2 separate regions of the Homo sapiens genome follow, and region 2 is linked to region 1. A link is a loop called in an ENCODE intact Hi-C map of the cell type or tissue named here. Cell type or tissue: mucosa of descending colon. All regions are shown on one strand. Links, peaks and the distances in the headings refer to the core of each region. The heading gives the core; the rest is flanking DNA. Region 1 overlaps CFAP77 (cilia and flagella associated protein 77). Region 2 overlaps CFAP77 (cilia and flagella associated protein 77).

What was found. Peaks named below come from ENCODE experiments on the same cell type or tissue, not always from the same donor. Only the 100,000 strongest peaks of a DNase experiment are listed, where the experiment ranks them.
Region 2: a loop joins it to region 1, with 4 times the contacts of the local background. A loop is called at or near these places in 2 of 110 quality-filtered maps.

What each region holds. Positions count from the first base shown.
Region 1 is chr9:132,472,071-132,477,444 of GRCh38, reverse strand. The region is part of intron 1 of CFAP77 (cilia and flagella associated protein 77); the gene reads right to left. Among named protein-coding and RNA genes, the nearest start is that of CFAP77, 65 kb to the right of the region's middle. In mucosa of descending colon, for the core only: no CTCF peak of the experiment used is centred there; no DNase peak of the experiment used is centred there.
Region 2 is chr9:132,532,579-132,537,952 of GRCh38, reverse strand. It overlaps CFAP77 (cilia and flagella associated protein 77), which reads right to left. Exons shown (of 6, transcript NM_001282957.2): 4 at 247-352. Among named protein-coding and RNA genes, the nearest start is that of BARHL1, 47 kb to the left of the region's middle. In mucosa of descending colon, for the core only: no CTCF peak of the experiment used is centred there; no DNase peak of the experiment used is centred there.

The DNA.
Region 1 (5,374 bases), core at 231-5,230:
GATGAATTTGGGTCATCATCTTTCTCTTCTCCCTAAAACAAGCTCTGTGGGATGGGGTTTGGTGGCTGGTTTGCTCACTGCGCTGTCTCCAGGGCCTGTAGTTCTTGGCACGTAGTAGGTGCTCAATGCATCTTTGCTGAATGAATGAACAGAAGGCTCGTCGTTATGACCTGTGAAGCAGGTCTACTCTTGTGCCGGGTTTACAGATTAGTCAGAGAGGTGACATGTGCCCAGGGTCACCTTGCTAATCGCCAGAGGCAGAGCTCAGTAATCAACTAGGTGTCCCTCATCCTGGCCCCACTGTTGGTGCCTCCCAGGCTTCTGAGCATCCTGGCACACAGAGAAACCAGTCAGCCTGGCACGAGACACACAGGCAGATGTACGAGGCTGCTTGCAGCTCCGGCAGCCCCAAGACCAGAGGAGGTTGGCGTCACAGCACCAGCGGCTGGGAAGACCTGATCATGCATTCCTGGCCCCAAACCATCGCCTCTGTATCCGTTTCTTGTGGCTGCTGCAGCAAATCGCCACCACCTTGGTGGCTGAAGGCAGCAGAAATCTCACCGCTCCGGAAGCCAGAAGTCTGAAATGAAGGTGTTAGCAGCAGTGGTTCCTTCTGGGGCTCCGAGGGGGGACTCATTCCAGGCCTCTCTCCCGGCTGCTGGTGGTTGCTGGCAGTCTGCGGTGCTCCTTGGCTTGTGGCTGTATCACTCCAATCTCTGCCTCTGTTTCCACATGGCCTTCTCCCCTGTGTGTCTCTGTGCCTCAAATCTCCCTCCCCTTTCTCTTGTCAGAACACCAGTCATTGGGTTTAGGGCCCACCCTACATCCAGTATGGTATCATCTTGAGAGCCTTAACTTGATCACCTCTGCAAAGACCCTATTTCCAAGTAAGGTCACAGCACTCATTACCCAGCACCTCGTGGGAACCATCCCAGTACCAAGCACTGCATCTAGATGAGCTACACCCATCTGCTCAGACAGACACCACCTGTGTGCCCCTATTACAGCTTGTGGGGAGATGGAAGATCAGAGCTTGAAGACAGACATAAGCAAAGTTCTGGGGACCCAGAGACTGAAGACAGCTCACCATCCAGCCCCACAAGAGGAGGGTGGGTCACTAGGGGAAGGTTTCTCAGAGCATGCGGTATGGGACACAGTGAGTAAGGGTTGAGTTAGACTTTTCTGATAGTCAATCTTGAGGGTGTTCCTGGAAGCAACCAACCCCAGGACCAAGCAGAGGATAGACACTTACAGAACAGCTGGGCATAGAGGAACGCCACAAGGGAAGTCTTACAGGCCACGAGAACTCTGAGAAGCAAGCTCATCTGCCTGCCAGGCTCGGGCCAGACCTCCCAGAAGAGGTGGCATTCGAGAAAGACTTGGAATGCTGAATGCAGAGCTATGGTGCAGGATTTCACAGAGCAGGCCAAGATGGCAGAAAAGCCTGGACAGAAATGCAGGCAGCGGCAAATGATCCAGCAGACCAGACGGAAGGTGAGTCATGGGGCCAGGCTGTGCCAGGCTATCTTCTTTGAGAGGTAATAGGGAGCCAGGGATGGTTGTGGTTCCATGGCCATGGTAGGATCAGTACTGCAGTTTGGGAAAGCTGGACTACTACCAGTGCGCACAGGATGGGGTAGAGGAGAAAGCAGAGGGTGGGGGTACCCAGGAGTCTGGTTCTGCACTCCAGGTGGAGGTGACAAGAGTCTGAACTAGGAGAGCAATGCTCAGGCCTCTGTGGCAAATGCAAGATGCTTGAGCTCTTCAGACCCAAATATCTTCAAAGCTGATTGGATGTAGGGAAAGCTGCCAGCCCAATTTCATGTGGCTTCTTTGTTCTTCCTGCTCCTAACCGAGACACTTCTCCCTGCCTAACTCCTGTGGATTTACCCCTTGACTGAGGCATTCAAGACTGGCAAAAACGAAGGCAATTCAGAGACGATTATCGGCTCAGTCCCAAAGTGGGCTCTGCATCCCCTCAGCAGGGAGACTGTGGCCTGGAACCAGCCTGGGTTCTGTAACGCTCCCAACTGCAGACCAGCCTTAGCGAAGGGGCCTAGTGGTAGATGCAGCCATAGAAAGCAAGAATTCAACATCTGCTCAGGCCCAGTGTCTATTTCCCAAGATGCATGATACCCAGGCTGGGCTCTTCCAGATACCTGGGGAATCCAACTGCCCTTTTCAGAATATCAGAAAACTCTCATTTTAAAGGTTAGGGAATAAACTGCAAAGGAGGGCCTCACATTTGCTGGAAAGTTTAAAATGCAGTTTCTTCTCGCTGGAAGACCTCAGGCTCGGTTAATGCAGCCAGCAGATAATGAAAGTCTCCTTGTCCTAAATCATCTCTATTGGAACAACAAAACAGTTAAAAGTTTTTGTCTGAAATGATGCATTTTCCTTCATGTTAAACAACCTCAGAAGGACTGAGCCTCTTTCTCTTCCACACCCCAGAATTCCCACAAGAAATCAAATATAATCCTCTTTAAGAAGCTTTAAATAATTTTGAGCTTTCTTATTGACTTATTAAAATGCAGCTTAAAACACGCCTTCAATGCAATCCTTTTACAAGGGTCAGGGATATAAAATTTGAAGAAATATGATTAGTAGATCAGTTGGAAAGACATAAGCCGTCGGATCCAATTTTGACTATTTCAGAGAAAACTTCCTCCAGGCATTTCTGATACCCCCCAAACAACCTGCCCTGAGTCACGCGCACCATTTTGCCTGCCTTCTTCTCAACCTTTGGCCCTGTGTGCCTGTTGGTCAATAACTTGGTAATTCCCTAATCATTCTCTACCGCCGCCACCCGAACTGAGTGGCCCTGCCACCAACCCCCAGCAGCTCCATCTGTGCATTCCCCCCCTGGTCCTAAGGGCTGAACTTTCTTAGAAACCCCTTTGTTGCAAGCTTCAAAGGTCTTGGAACATTCCAACGGTGGCCTTTGATCCCTGCATACTTGAGCAATGTGAACTAGCCGCATCCCTGCGCCCCACCAGCCCCCACATTTATCCCATTTCACTTGAGTCACGCTCCTTCCTGGGATGAAGGGATCCGGAGTCGCAGTTTTATAATTACGTGTTTGGGTGAACGAGTGAGTGAGTGAATAAATGAATGATGTCCCGAGGCGTTCGTAAGTGTATGACTGTCCAACAGAAAGCCAAACAGAACAGAGGCTTGGAAAACCACACTCTTCCAGAGCAAGGCACCCACCAGACCACATGTATTCTCTACTCAAAGCAAAAAGATACAGATTGGAAAATGCACAATGAGCTTTGTTTTTAATCAAGCAAGATTTTTTCTAGATGCAAACCCTTACAAGAGACAACCCAAAATCTATAAAACAGTTTTTGACACATGCAGGGCACCCCAGCTACATCTCTAGGGCCGGCAAATAGACTCGGGTTCGTGAGGAGAGGACGCAATGTGATCAGTGGGAAGTCTGTGTTCAGAAAGCCAAGATCAGCCCAGGCGCGGTGGCTCACGCCTGTAACCCCAGCACTTTGGGAGGCCGAGGCAGGTGGATCACCTGAAGTCAGGAGTTTGAGACCAGCCTGGCCAACATGGTGAAACTCTGTCTCTACTAAAAATACAAAATTAGCCGGGCGTGGTGGTGCACGCCTGTAATCCCAGCTACTTGGGAGGCTGAGGCAGGAGAATCATTTGAACCTGGGAGGTAGAGGTTGTAGTGAGCTGAGATCGCACCATTGCGCTCCAGCCTGGGTGACAAGAGTGAAACTCTGTCTCAAAAAAAAATAGAACTCCAAGGTCAGCGACAGCTCTGGTTGAGACTAGGAGCTGCCCTTCGCCTGCACTGGGGAAGGCTCCAGGGACACAACTAGGGATCATCTGGCTTTCACGCGTCTGGTTTGGCCTGGAACCACCCTCTCCACAGACAGGAAGGTATCCTGATGAGTATACAGTCTGGAAGGGAATCCGTGTCCGGACTTGAGAACTACAACTTGCCTGGGTTGAAATCCAAGCTCTGTTACTCATCAGGACGATCTGGATCAAGTTACATCACTGTTCTTTGCCTCAGTCTCCCCAGCTGTAAAATAGGGAGGCCAAATAGTAACTGCCTCTGAGGGTGTGTCTGGCGCTTAGATGAGGGAATGCCTGGCACCCATACCACAGTGCCCACTTTGCGGGTTGCTATAGTTTGGATGGTTGCTCCCCCAAGCCTCGTGTTGAAAGTTGATCCTGAATGACGTTGGAGGTGTTTGGGTGGGAGGCAGATCCCTCGTGAACAGATTAATGCGTCCCTTAGGGGTGAACGAGTTCTCACTCTGTTAGTTTCTTGGAAGCTGTTTGTTAAAAAGAGCCTGGAACCTCCCTCCCCCAACCCCTGACTCCCTCTCACAGAGGGGTCCCTGCACACCCCGGCTCCCCTTTGCTTCCCGCTGTGAGTGGAAGCAGCCTGAGGTTCTCACCAGAAGCTGAGCAGATGCCGGTGCCATGCGTCTTGTACAGCCTGCAGAGCCAAATAAACCTCTTTTCTTTATCAGTCACTCTGTGCCTCAGGTGTTAACTTACAGCAACACAAAACGGACTAAGACATGGCCCTAACTGGAAAAAGAAGCAATTTCATACGGTTCAATACAAATGCTTTCCCAGAGCCGGGCACACAGCAAACACTGAGTTAATCCGAGCCATTGTTTTTTGTTTGTTTGTTTTAGAGACAGGCTAGAGTGCAGCCTTTGTCACCCAGGCTGGAGTGCAGTGGTGCAGTCATGGATCACTGCAGCCTCGATCTCCTCGGCTCAAGTGATCTTCCCGCCACAGCCTCCTGCATAGCTGGGACTACAGGCACCACTATGGCTGCACCACGCCCAGCTAATTTTTAAATTTTGTTTGTAGAAATGCGGGTCTCACTATGCTGCCCAGGCTGGTTTTGAAATCCTGGCCTCAATCCATCCTCCCACCTCGGCCTCTCAAAGCATTGGGATTACAGGCGTGAGCCAATGCACCTGGCCAACGATGGTGGTTATGTTTGTGTTCACACCTGCCTACATCATGAGCACACTTATCACTGTGCTATGCCTAAGTAGACTGTGGAAACAGTCATGTGATTAGCCACAATGCAGCTAATTATAGAATGGCTTTTGCATTCTACAATAAAGAGTCTTGAAAATTACTTCCTAAATGACTGGTCCATCTCTTCACAAAGACCTCCCTGAGTGCCAGTACTCAACACATATTTGACAGATGATATCCAGTGTCAGATGTGTGCCAGAGACTGTGCCCAGTGCTGGGAATATTGAAGTGAGAGACACAATTCCTGATCCCTAAAACTTGATGTTTTCTGAGTAACAGAAAGGAGAAAACATGTGGTGGTGGGATGGAATCATGGGGGCGGCGGGGGGATCTGCAAAGGTCT
Region 2 (5,374 bases), core at 114-5,113, 61 kb before region 1:
GCCTATTGACTGATGGCCCGGACCCATCTCCTCTACGCTCTGAGCTTAGGTAGGGTAGGAACTGGATAATCACCAAGATGCTTTCAGCTGTAGATTCTCTGATGCTGGGCAGAAGATGCAACCTGATTTCCCACTCATCCCCAATGACAAACATACACAAGTGTCATCTCGATGCTTGGCCCTGGCCAGCCCTTCTCTCTTCTCCACCCCATCAGCTGTCAACTTGGGAGCGAGGGCTGCATTTACCTTCTGCTTCTTCTCCAGTTTGATGGCTTTCTGGGTGGCCTTTTGTTCCTGTACCCACAGCTGCAGGTACCGGTGCTGCAGCAGATCAAAGAAGGGTGTGGAAGGCCTGGAGGGAAGAAGTCCAGACAGAGCTTGAGGCCCCGGAAAGACCAGAGGCACCCGCTCCCCACCGCCCGCCCCCGGGAGCCTCCTAAACGTCAGGGGCTGTGGGGTACATCACTCCCACCTCTGTGAAAGCCTCTCTCCCAGCGCTCAAAAGCCACGAAACAGGTCCCTCACATAGGCTGATGAGTGGTGGGCCTGGGACGGTGGTAGGACTCCCTCCTTGACCAGACGTTAGAGGTCTGGTCCTCTGAGCTCTTTCTCACTAGGACTCATCCCTGGGCCCTTCCTTGGCCTGCTGAAGCCAGTTGTAGCCAAGAGTCCCGCTACGTTGATTCCCCACCCCTTCACATCTGATTACCCTTGACAGCTGATTAAGTTCCTCACCTGCACCCCTGATATCTGATGACCTTGGCCTGCCTTTAGCAAGGATCTTCCTGCCTTGATGTCTCCTCTTAGTAATTTTCCATCCACTGACCCCGCCCCTCCCTTGGCTCCTCAGCTAAACATCCCCACTTCTGTTGTATCTGGAACTGAACTCAGTTCTATACTGAAGCCTCTCCCCTTTTGCAATAGTATTGAATAAAATGTCTTTACCACCTTTAATCAGTGTCTGGCTCTGGTTCCCTTTGACAACGATTTCCAGCCAAGGAGCACTTACCCTAGGCATTTTGTATGCTCCACCCCTTCCCAACAGGAAAATGGATACTAGTATTATTCCCATCTTACAGATGAGAAGGGTAAAATCCCAGAGCAGCACGGGAAGCACCGCAAGGCAGACCCGCTCAGCCACAAGCCTCTGTAGCAGCGAATGGCCAACTGCTCCCAGGTGGGACCTAATCTCTAAACAGGTTGAGAGACGGAATATCCAAATGGACAATGGCCAAACCACATATAAAAGTAGAACTATGGGCTGGGTGCAGTGGCTCACACCTGTAATCCCAGCACTTTGGGAGGCCGAGGCAGGTGGATCACCTGAGGTCAGGAGTTTGCCACCAGCCTGGCCAACATGGTGAAGCCCTGTCTCTACTAAAAATACAAACATTAGCTGGGTGTGGTGGCGTGTGCCTGTAATCCCAACTAGTAGGGAGGCTGAGACAGGAGAATTGCTTGAACCTGGGAGATGAATGTTGCAGTGAGCCAAGATCACGTCACTGCACTCCAGCCTGGGCAACATAGCAAGACTCTGTCTCCAAAAAAAAAAAAAAAAAAAGAACTATGAGCCACAATCTGCAGCAGCTAGGCCAGGAAACCAGCCCATTTTGTACAGTAACCAGCCCAGGAAGCCACCTGCTATGCCAGACTTGTAGGAAGTCAGACTGTGGTCTCTACCAACAGGCCAGGAAGCCAAAGAATAACCTTGAAACAGCCAACCCAGAATGTCCAGGACTTGGTTAATAACTCCCAGCTCCCCTAAGTTTTGTACCCACTTGGAGCTTAGAACCAACCAGAGAAAACTAAATAAGCACCCCTAACCAGTCCCATAGGATGCCCCCATATATATAAGATAGATATCTAGAATTTATGATGTATATCATATATATATGATGCATATACATATATTTCTATTTTCATGAGGAAGAAAATGAAAAGATAAACCAAACTTATTAACTAAGAAGCTACCTGTAGAATGAGGGAGAGAACAGGAAGGAAATGACAGAAAGGAAAGCTAGAACTTTTTGAATAGACTTTGTGTTATAGTTTTGACTTTGGAAACATAAAAAATGGTTTTTTTGCTAATTATGAAAAAATTAAAGAGAAAGGATTAGCATCTACCCCAAATAACAACAGGAGAAAGCAAATGAACCTAATTGTATGTCAAGTTGTGGCATAACCACAGATGATTTCAAGTGACTTTATTTATTTATTTATTTATTTATTTATTTATTTATTGAGGTGGAGTCTCACGCTGCCACCCAGTCTGGAGTGCAGTGATGCAATCTCAGCTCACTGCAACCTTGCCTCCCAGGTTCAAGTGATTCTCCCACCTCAGCCTCCTGAGCAGCTGGGATCACAGGCACCAGCCACCACACCCAGCTAATTTTTTGTATCTTTAGTAGAGACAGGGTTTTGCTATGTTGACTAGGCTGGTCTCAAACTCCTGACCTCAAGTGATCTGCCCACCTCGGCCTCCTAAAGTGTTGGGATTACAGGCGTGAGCCACCTCGCCCAGCTTCAAGTGACTTTAAAAGAGATTTGGGCAGAATATCCCTAGCGTAAGATATCCCGAGGATAAAAAGAACCATGAGGAAATCTGAAGCTGTGTCCTTGTTGCTAATAATAATGTTGATATTGTTAGTTTGAAACTATTATGTATACATTCCAGGATAAAGCAAATTAGTAATTATATAAATGTCATTAGGAGAAAAGAAATACCTATATAAAATCAAAGAAGTAGAAAAAAACCTGTGTAATTTTAAATTTGAATTGTAAATATCATTATCAACTCATTAGTTTTCCTCTTGATAAAAAGTAACATGTTTCCTATCCCTATCTCTGTCCACTGTAAAAGTCTAGAAGTGACAACAACTCAGTAGCAGTGAGCACCCCTAGTGCCCAGACTGTGGTCTCTAAGTGCCATTCTCTGCTCAAAAGAACCGGGGATCACTGGAGAAATGGCTGATCTCTGTGCCCAGGAGGTCCCCATGCCAGAAGCAAGAAGGCTGTCAGAGGCTACTGGGAGACATGGTAATGGACCACAGGGGCCAGCCCAAATTTGCCAAAGACAGGACAATTTGAGCATTAGACAGAATAACAATGGCCGTGAGTTGAAATCCATCATACAGCACTCTCTATATGACATATGGATATATATGCATAATTCTGGTGGGAAAAAAGGAAAACCTCCTTGTGCAGTTTGGAGGTTGCTGGGCCACAAAATCATTATTCTGAAAATAAATAACAGAACATTTCCCTGCCTTTCTAGTACAAACTGCATCCTGGGGTAATCAAATAGGCGATAAGGGAAAGTTCTTTTTTTTTTTTTTTTTTTTTGAGACAGAGTCTCGCTCTGTTGCTCAGGCTGGAGTGCAGTGGCAGATCTCAGCTCACTGCAAGCTCCGCCTCCTGGGTTCACGCCATTCTCCTGCCTTAGCCTCCCGAGTAGCTGGGACTACAGGCACCCACCACCACGCCTGGCTAATTTTTCATATTTTTAGTAGAGGTGGGGTTTCACCATGTTAGCCAGGATGGTCTTGATCTCCTGACCTCGTGATCCACCCGCCTCAGCCTCCCAAAGTGCTAGGATTACAGGCATGAGCCACCGTGCCCGGCCGGAAAAGTTCTTTATAGAAAAGCCAGAGCTCATAAATGCAGGAGGAATGACAGAATTAGTGGGAAAATCAGTGTTTTGTGACTCCTAATGAAATAATGGATCTAGGGAACATTCATCTGTGGCTGCTAAAATGATCAGGTGGAGGCTGATGGGGAGCTTCCCAGCAGATGGGTCATGCTGCAGCAGCTGAACCAAATGACCAGCCCTTTATATGACCATCATTTTATTATTGTGGTAAATATACACAACATAAAATTGACCCCAGTTATCAATCTTGACATCACTGACAGTGACAAATAGATACTGTGCCAGAACTGATATGCTAGGAGGGATGCTGGACTGCCTACCAAACATGTTCGGGGAAAAAACCCAACGTAAACTGGAATGTAATCAAGCCTCTAGACCAGCATTGTCAAATTACTTCTTTTTCTTTTCCTTTTTTTTCTTTTTGAGATAGAGTCTCGCTCTGTTGCCCAGGCTGGAGTGTAGTGGTGGGATCTCAGCTCACTGCAACCTCCACCTCCTGGGTTCGAGTGACTCTCCTTCCTCAACCTCCCGAGTAGCTGGGACTCCAGGCGCCCACCACCATGCCCAGCTAATTTTTGCATTTTTAGAAGAGATGGGGTTTGGCCATTTGGCCAGGCTGGTCTTGAACTGTTGACCTCAAGTGATCCACCCACCTTGGCCTCCCAAAGTGCTGGGATTACAAGCGTGAGCCACTGCACCTGGCCTCAAATTACTTTCAATAGAAAAAAACTGCAATTACTTTTGTACCAACCTAATATAACGTGAGCTACCCTGTAACCCCAAACCAAGAAACGCCTGGAGCCGCCAGCAGCTGGAAGAGGCAGGAAGCGTCCTCGGCTAGAGCCCTGGGAGGGAGCGGGGCCTGCTGACTCCTGTTTCATGCTTCTGGCCTCCAGAATTGTGAGAGAATCATTTCCTGTTGGGTAAGCCACCAAGTTCATGGTAATTTGTGATACTGGCCACAGGACACTCGTACACAGGGGTTCCTCAGCCTACACACTGGGAAACATCGATGGGAACCACCTTTCCCATGAGCGGTATCCAGAACACGGCCAGTGACCGGAACATGAAGAGTCTTCGGCAGCTGAAGGGCCCTTTGAGCAGCGTTTCTCAAACTATACACCTGGGTCACCGTGGGATCTCGTTCAGGGCACCTCCGATTCAGTCACGTAGGGCGCCTAGAGGCGCTGCATCCAGGCCTCATGCTTCAAGGCTTAAGGACCTGGAGATGATCTAACCCCAGGCTCTGAGCCTCCCAAAGTCCCATGAAGGTGCAGGCGATTATTTCTGTGCAGCTATGTAAAGACTTTCATCTAGGGAGAGAATCCACAGCTTTTATCTGATATTCTCGGCCTCCCAAGTGGCTGGGACCTCAGGCGTGCGCCACCATATCTGGCTAATTTTTTGTTTATTTTTTGTAGAGATATGGGTCTCACTATGTTGCCCGGGCTGGTCTCAAACTCCTGAGTTCAAGTGATCCTCCTGCCTCTGCCTCCCAAAATGTTGGGATCACAGGTGTGAACCACCACGCCTGGTTTATGTGTTTTTCAAAGATGCAAATGCCCCAGGAAGGGGTCAGAACCTCAGAACTTACCCTGTGACTTAATTTCACAGAAAAAAGAATGAGGAAATGGAGGTGCTGAGAGGGGAAGCGTCTCCCAGGGTCACACAGCTCAGGACCAGAGATGGCAGACCTCGAGCCTCTCACTCTGCGTTTTATGTGGC